Regions from separate parts of the Homo sapiens genome. Here region 1 is linked to region 2. Evidence: chromatin loops called from intact Hi-C (ENCODE). Cell type or tissue: PC-3. All regions are shown on one strand. Links, peaks and the distances in the headings refer to the core of each region. The heading gives the core; the rest is flanking DNA. Region 1 has its middle 110 kb from the start of LINC01676. Region 2 has its middle 46 kb from the start of LINC01676.

Region 1 (4,413 bases), core at 116-4,115, 60 kb after region 2:
TCTTGAAAACATTCCTCCATCCTGGGGCCCCAGGTAATAATGGCTTTGCTTTTTGTCACTATTTATTAGATTTGTATTTTCTATATATTCATGTCAAATAAAAATATATATTTAAAATAAAATGAAGGGTCAGGTGCAGTGGTACATGCCCATAATACCAGCTACTTGGGAGGCTGAGGCAGGACAATCACTTGAACCTAGGAGGTGGAGGGTGCAATGAGCTCAGATCGTGTCATGGCACTCTGGCCTGGGCAACAAGAACAAAACTCTATCTCAAAAATAAATTAATAAATAAATAAAATAAAATAAAATGAAGGTCTTGGAGAATACCCAAAAATCTCATGGAATAAAGAGGAATCCTTTATTCAGTGAACCATGAACCACAATGAGCATTCCTGTTCATAATATGAATGAAATAAGAATTTAGTACTGGAAACATAAACTATTAAATGTATTACAAATGGCAATGGATTTAATATGGAAAACTAGGAGTTTACAAAAGCACTGGAATGACAGAAGAAACAAGTTCTAGCCTGGTCCTGCTGAAATGCATTTCCCCCAAACATACCCAATTCCATAATTTCCTACTACAAAGTTTCTATTTCTAAGATTAGTTCTGCTGGTCTAGATCTGGGAATGATAGCACTGACATAGCAGTCTCTAGGCAAAGAATACTGCAGTGTGGACACCTAAAGCTGGTGTCAGTGAGTCTTATAAAGAAGCCAGAGCTATGTTTCTTTTTTTTTTTTATTTTTCGACAAATGTAAAGCCACTTAACAGACAATGAAATCCGATGTAGGAAAACAACAACTTTCTTAAACAACAGTGAATGACAGTAGTCACAGAAAGATGGCATTCACATTATGGCCACCTTCCAAATATGTGGCAACAGAATCTCATTGGATTAACCTAAATAAAAATATCCAAACTTATTTTCAAGGAAATCCTGAGATTTAATCCTTCAATTCTGGCTATATTGGGGAAGGGAGAGCAGTGGGAAGAGTTACGTGAGTGGTAATGACAATGGATGTTGACAGATAACAGGCATCATGGAGCAAATCTAAAGTCTATGATCCCTCATCATTAAATGTGTGTTACAGCAGCTTCATGTTATTGAGGAAACCAAGAAAATCCCTGCAAATGTATAAAATGACCTTAAGTTAGTAGTACCACCATTGCTGACTGTCACTGGTTTACAATATAACTTGCTATGGTAACCACATTTGCGTATAAATTCTGCTTGAGCTTTCTTAGTATTATGTACAGAGGCCAGTGTTATTATTTGTCTTCGTGACTCTCTGAAATGGCAAAAATGGGGCAAATGCAAGACTTGGATTTCGGAGAATTGGAACTCCAATGCAATAAATAGAGTAAATCATATTATCAGTCTTGTTGCAGTTGTTGAAAAATAAATCATGACTCCAGCTAGGAATCTAAGTGGTGTCTGACTCAAAATGAGCAAAACAAGGATAACCTTGGAGAAAATAAATATCTGTACCTATTTTAGGATCTGTATACATTCTTCAAAGAAAAATAAAAGGGAGTATTCAGTCAGCTGAGATTTAATTGGTAGGATAAAGGCAAATCCTTGATTGTTTAAAAAGGTTCATATGGCTTTATCAAAAAAAGTATTATCTTATGTTAGTTATTGGATATTAATTAAAACTTGAACATATTAGTTGTACATTAAAGAAATAAGCTTTCTTTCCTTTCCTTCTTATGATAATATTTACAGCAACTGATGTTGGTTGGGTTGCCAGAAACCTATAGAGAGAAACTGTCACATGAGAAACTGGTGCAGATGGGAAAAGTGAAATTGAGTGAAGACACAATCTACCTCACTAATATTGCCAAAAACAGTTTCCAGGACACATGCCAATTTAGACTTTTTTTTTGGTATTTTTAAAGATGGATTAACTGTTTTCTAGCAATGAATGTGCAGGGAAAAAGTTTTTAAAGTAATTGGCTTTCAATTTTGGAAGTTTTAATAAAGTCCTACATGTTCTTACAACATTAAGATAAGGTATCGTTCCTCTATATTTAATGGCCACTCTCCAAAACTGCTCTTTGGCTAGTTCTGTAATTTCAGATTAACTTGTAAATATTTACTTTAAAAACTTACTTTAACATTCCAAATGTGCTAAACCCATAATATTTACTTAACTTCTTTTAGGAATTTTTATTACAAAGCCTAAAATTTAGAGGAAGAGGTATTATGAGGGCCCCATGTAACTCAATACATTTACAGGGAAATAAATTGGACCAAAAATGATTAAATGGCTTGCAAAAGGGCATAGAGCTTAGTAGTGACAGAATTAAGCCCTAAATCTAAGTCTATTATTCTCTCTCAGTGTTGTGAAGTACATTTCATCTTTATTACTATTTGTCCAAATATTAAAACTAAGTATCTTCCTGCTGGTGACACTAGCTAATTAATTCTGAACGATTTTTTTTAATGGGGACTTATTTATCACATTTTGGTTGGTATGTACAAAGGATAACTTTGTATAGGTGTAGACACACATTATGTTAAATTTTGTTTATATAAATGTGTAAACATAAGCAATAAAAATGAAAGTTTTCTGCATTCCCATCTCTTTACATAAAAAGCAGTAATATAACAATATTTGAATTTTTGAAAAATCATATCACATATTTTATTGAATCAAAAAATTGAAATAGCAGCAAGTAACTCTGGCTAATTTAAGAAGAAATAAGCTTTACTAAAATATATTGGTTAGCACATGAATCTTACCAAAGGGGTAAAGGGCCAGAATTGGAAGCTTCATAGCTATAAAAAATTATCAAAAGTAACATGACAGAACTGTTCATATGAAGATATTGTTGATGTTCTACAGAAGATTGACATTACCACTTTTGTTGCTTGCACAATGAATACTAAACTTAGAACTCTATTGCTGGAAATGCAGCCTCTAAAATCTGGGTATTCCAACTTCTGTTGCTGCAAAAAATTACTCAAATATTCTACTTGGAATTCTTTCATCTAACTCCCAATACCAGCCCAGATATAATGTAACTGACAGGAGGGCTTTAGATGATACACCTGCACCCTCACTGCAAAACAAGCAGAGAACATGAGTATATGTCCTCTATATCAAAATACGGACTCTTGCAGAGGAGAATCCTGAAACACTGAAAGTATGTTTGGCTTTCCCATGTATATGGTAGTTTGAAATGGGGATAGCGGTTTATCCTTTACCTACAAGGCGATGGAGAAGCCTAAAACATGACAGTGGACTGGCAAAAGTCCACTTGTGTAGGAAGTTCTAGAGAGGGAACAAAATGAGTACACTATGGGCAACTGTAAGGGGCAGGTGAAAACGTGTCACTCAAAATTCATGAAAAAAAAAGTGAAGGCTTATGAAGAAGAACACAGTGGCTTGGGGATTAAAAACAAAACGAAATAAAAACTGAATATTTTCTTAGTATATCTAAGTTGCAATATTAGTAAATGTAAGAAGTGAGACTAATAAAAAAAAGCCAATTGTAAATCTGTTACAGCTTTTAAAATCTGTTGATGTAATTTAAATAATAGTAACAGGCCGGGCGGGTGCAGTGGCTCATGCCTATAATGCCAGCACTTTGGTGTCTGACTAACGTCAGAAAATCAAGACCAGCCTGGCCAACATGGTGCAACCCTGTCTGTACTAAAAGTACAAAAATTAGCCGGAGGTGGTGGTGCACAACTGTAGTCCCAGCTAGCGGGAAACCAAGACATGAGAATCCCTTGAACCCGGGAGGTGGAAGTTGCAGTGAGCAGAGATCACCGCGCTGCACTCCAGCTTGGGTGACAGAGTGAGACTCCCTCTGGAAAAAAAAAAAAAAAGAAAAGAAAGAAAAAGAAATTAAATGGGACATTCGACAAATAAGCATGTATTTGCAATCCATTTTCCACTATTAGAGAGATATTTAAAAGAGACAGAAAAGAAAAAGCCAAAGTGTGGAAGATCCAGATACTCGCATCCTGTTAATATGAAAATAAATTATCCTCCCAAAGTCGCAGATGATCATTTCTCCCAACAGACAACCACATATACCACTCATGAGACTATTGACTCCTCAGAAAATGGAGCACACATTCGAAACTGACTTGAAATTGAACTTTGGGGAGGACTGGAGTGAATTAAAATGGAGAGAGAGATATGTTTCTCCTAATACTTCTTAACTAAAACATGTATATTTAAGATGTGCAAAAACTAAGGTAATGTAATGGGAATAGCTCAGGAAGAGTGAAAGTTGCATTACCTTCCTTCAAAGTAATTATTCAATGCACAGTTAAGATAATTATGGTCTTAGAAGTATGTTACATGTATTTTATATTTTTAAGAGGCCTGAAAATGACTATCAACTAATTTATACTTTTGTGAATAATAAAATTACAATATTTGACAA
Region 2 (4,413 bases), core at 76-4,075:
AAACCAGACACTGCATGTTCTCACTCACAGGTGGGAGTTGAACAATGAGAACACATGGACACAGGAAGGGGAACATCACACACCGGGGCCTGTTGTGGGGTGGGGGGAGGGGGGAGGGATAGCATTAGGAGATATACCTAATGCTAAATGACGAGTTAATGGGTGCAGCACACCAACATGGCACATGTATACATATGTAACAAACCTGCACATTGTGCACATGTACCCTAAAACTTAAAGTATAATAATAATAAAATTAAAAAAAAAGAGATCAGGTAAATGAAGCATTCTCCATTGAATACTTAATGTCAAGAGGTTAGTAGTATACATGTTTAGAAAAATTTCAGAGACTTCATGTAAACACAGGACAGATTTCTGTGGGGTTGAGAGTGCCTAAAAGGTAAAGTGGAAGCAGTGAGTATGTAAAATACTTTAAAGAAGTTTAGCAATGAACCAGAAGGGAAAGAGGCAAGAAATGAAGGGGGATACTGGATTGATGAACTAGTTGTTGTTTATATTTCACATTTTTAATTACAAAATTAATATTCATAGAAATGTCAGAAAATATTCATGTAAAATAATTGATAAATCATACTTGATATATATGAAGACATACAAAAATACTTTTTAATATTAATCAATATTTATGTATAAAATGTTTTTAATTGTGGTATAGTAAGCCTTTATATGAGAATGGAATCATTTAGTTACTCAAAGTTCTGTTTATAGAGACTTATAAATTTTTGACATTTTTTCATTTGATATGTATCACTGGTTGTTCGCTTTGCTTTGAAGGAGAAATGGCCAAACAGGTGATGAGGTACTAATTCACTGTCTGTGGCCAGTGGTTGGCTGGATGGCTAGTGATTTGGAAGGAACATTATTCAAAAACTGGTAACAAGGAAATATGGGGAAGAGGGGCAGATAAACCTCTATGAATATACAAAAGTAAAAAAAAAATGAAGTTATTTATGTCCCTTGTGAATGCTTTTCAAAAGTTGACCTCTGCAGGAGAGGATTTTAATAATAAACTGAATAGCATCATTCATTCGGTGTATATCATTTAGCTTTCTTCCTCAACCAACCCTGTCATCCATAATGGGTTCATGAAAAATGTAGCCATGTTGGCAGATAGGAAGGTTACACAGGCGTCCAGCAACGTGGACTTCCATACGCATAGGCTGACCTGGAAATAACCACAGCTGAGTGCATCATCTGCCAGCAGCAAAAGCCAAATTCGAGTCTCTGATGGCACACCATTCCTTTGGGTGATTACCGTGAAAGGATGATTGCTTCCGCCATGGAAAGGACAGCATTTTGTTCTTACTGGCAAAAACGCTTTGCATATGGATTTGCCTTCTCTGCACACAATGCTTCTGCCAAAAACTACCATCTGTGGACTTACAGAATGCCACATCTACCATCTTTGTATTTCACACAGCAAGGAACTCACTACACAGCAAATGAAGTGTGGCAAAGAGCCCATGCTCATGGAATTCACTGGCCTTACCATGTAGTCCACTGTTCTGAAACAACTGGCTCAACAGAACAGTGCAAAGGCTGGCCTTTTGAATATTTAGTTACAATGCCAATGAGGTGGCAATAACATGCAGGGCAAGGGCAAGAGTCCCCACAAGGTTGTATATGCTCAGAATCAGCATCCGATACATGGTTTTGTTTCTCCTGTAGCCAGGACTCACAGGTTCAAGAATCAAAGTGTGCAAAGGGAATTGGCACCACTCACTCTTATCCCTGGTGACTCACTAGAAAAATGTTTGATTTCTGTTCCTGCGCCTTTATGGTCTACTGACCAAGAGATCTTATTTCCAAAGTAAAGAATGCTTCCATCAGGAGACGCAACAGTGCTTCTATTGATATGAAGGTTAATAGTACTGCCCGTCTACTCAGGGCTCCTTATGCCTCTGAATCACCAGGCAAAAAAGGAAGTTACTGTGCTGGCTGAGGTCAGTGATCCTGAATAACAAGGAGAAACTGAACAACGACTCCACAGTACAGGTGAGGAAGATTATATTTGGAATACAGAGAATTTCTTAGAGGGTATCTTAGTTTTACTATGCTCTATTATTAAGTACCACGTGCCTAGAATTGCATTCATTCATGGATAACACCATATTTGATTCTTTTTCACCAACTTGCTATTGGATATCTTCAGTCTTAACATTTTTCTTTTCTCCTTTTATATTATATAATGGACATTTGCATCTATATTCCATATGTTTTCACCATCACTGATGCATCCAGTCTATTGGAACAATATACAGATGCTCCTTGATTTACAATGGGGTTACATTCTAATAAGCCAATTGGAAATAGTGTCTATCATAGTCAAAAATGCATTCACTATGCCTGACCTACTGAGGCAACATAGCTTAGCCTTGCCTAACTTATGCATTCTGAGAACATTTTCATTAGAATACAGTTGTACACAGTCATCTCACACAGGGACTATTTTATAACAAAGTGTTGGATATCTTATGGAATTTACTGAATACTGTACTAAAAATGAGAAACAGATTGGGTATATGAGCACCATCGTAAAGTAAAAAAATATGTAACTTGGACCATCGTAAGTTAGGAACTGTCTGTATTTCATCTTGTTTACAAACTGTTAGATCCAATTGACGGTTTAGTCCAACTGTTAGATCCAATTGATGGTTTAGTCCTCTTCTCCTTAGCATTTTAGACCACTTACACATACTTTATGTCCTCAGAAATTCTTTATCACTTTTATTACATAATTTTTCCTGGTTCTAATCCTACCTTAACCTACAGCTTTTAATAATCCAGATAAATTTATTGTTTAAATACATATTACCTGAATGGCACTGATTTTATCTGCTAAGTGCTTACTTGGAGTCTCAATCTACAAAATCAAAGTTTCTTAAAGAATCTGCTTCTCAAACAATTTTTAGAAATAACTTTATAATATGTCTTACCTGCCCCAATAAATATTCAGTGGATATGGGAGTAAGTAAAACTACAATTTTGAGGCTACTGTATCTGATATTTACACCGAAAAATAATAATGAACTCTCATTTGCTATAGCCAGAATTATCAACACACCTATCGAAGACTACTCAGACTTCCGTCATTGCCTAAATAAAATACTGGTTATTTTAGCTATCTCTTTTAATATTGGAACGAGAACAATCTTTATTCTTGCTTACCATACCAAGTAGTTTGATTTTTGGTTCTAATCCTACCCTAAACTACAGGTCTGAGGCTTTCGGTTTGTTCATCCTTATATAATTTTTTTAACCTGGGTACATACATTTGCCAAGGTAAGATGAGAGAAGATAGGTGAATGTGGTTGCTCCCACACTATAAGTTAGAACCACCAGTCTTTTTGGATCTTGAATCCTGTTTCCATGTCTAAATAACATTGATAAGTTCTTTTTTTATGTGATAACATTTGTCATAAGAGTTTTATTAACCTTCCCTGCCAGCTGGCTAATTCAGTTGTGGTGTGCTCCCCTTCCTGAAACGTATCTGACATTTCTGTAAATACCTTCATTTATACAGAAAACGGGATTATGCTAGCAGCAACAGTGATCACTGTTTACATATCGGTATTTTGAAAACACGTAAATGGACTTACTAGTGACTTATTTAATATAACTGTGACTTCTACTGGAAACAAACTTTCTAAAAGTCAAGCATAAAGGAGAAAAGACAATATATTTATTTACATAAAAGTAGAAATATTGTTTAGAATTTTTTTTTCAGAACTCAAAGGCAAACAGTGAATTGGGAATGAACGTCTGGAAATCAGAAAGAAGATAGTAAACATATTTAAGTACTTCACATAAATTTAAAATACAAATAAAAATAATTTTGTGATAATTAATTAATAATGAAGAAATAGTTTATATCACTAACATCCAAAGCTATGCAAATTAAAAGAGCGATTTTACTGAAAGATAAAATCTCAATAATATAGCAATATTAGTTTCTTTGTGTGTGTATGTATGTCTTTTATAATTTCTAATTTCTGGAAAGAAATTAGCAATATTGCACAGCGCTGCTGGGTGTACAAAAAGAACTTACAGTTTGAGAGGGTAATTTAGTATAATATGATAAACACTTTTCAGTAGTTTCTAGGAAAATAATTGACAACCTGTCCTCAAATTTATTTAAGAATATACCTATAATTCCCAGGTTTATAATTCTGAAGCATCTAAAAATGAAAAAAATTTCTAATAAAAAGTGTTTGATTAAATAAATTATAGGTATAATTATAGAATATATTTGAAAATAAGTTCTAAAGAATGGTTAAAATTATAAAATGGTGAGATGTTTTAAAAATCTCCTAAAGAGCTCTAAGACACTTTTTCATGTTTGAAAGATAGAAACATTTTAAATACAAAAAGTTTAAACATAAAAATGTTAAC

What was found. Hi-C counts contacts between places; a loop is a spot of excess contacts. Peaks named below come from ENCODE experiments on the same cell type or tissue, not always from the same donor. Only the 100,000 strongest peaks of a DNase experiment are listed, where the experiment ranks them.
Region 1: a loop joins it to region 2, with 8 times the contacts of the local background. A loop is called at or near these places in 1 of 110 quality-filtered maps.

What each region holds. Positions count from the first base shown.
Region 1 is chr1:105,722,471-105,726,883 of GRCh38, forward strand. No RefSeq gene overlaps it. Among named protein-coding and RNA genes, the nearest start is that of LINC01676, 110 kb to the left of the region's middle. In PC-3, for the core only: no CTCF peak of the experiment used is centred there; no DNase peak of the experiment used is centred there.
Region 2 is chr1:105,662,868-105,667,280 of GRCh38, forward strand. No RefSeq gene overlaps it. Among named protein-coding and RNA genes, the nearest start is that of LINC01676, 46 kb to the left of the region's middle. In PC-3, for the core only: no CTCF peak of the experiment used is centred there; a DNase peak (open chromatin) is centred at 1,854; H3K27ac peaks cover 1,227 bases.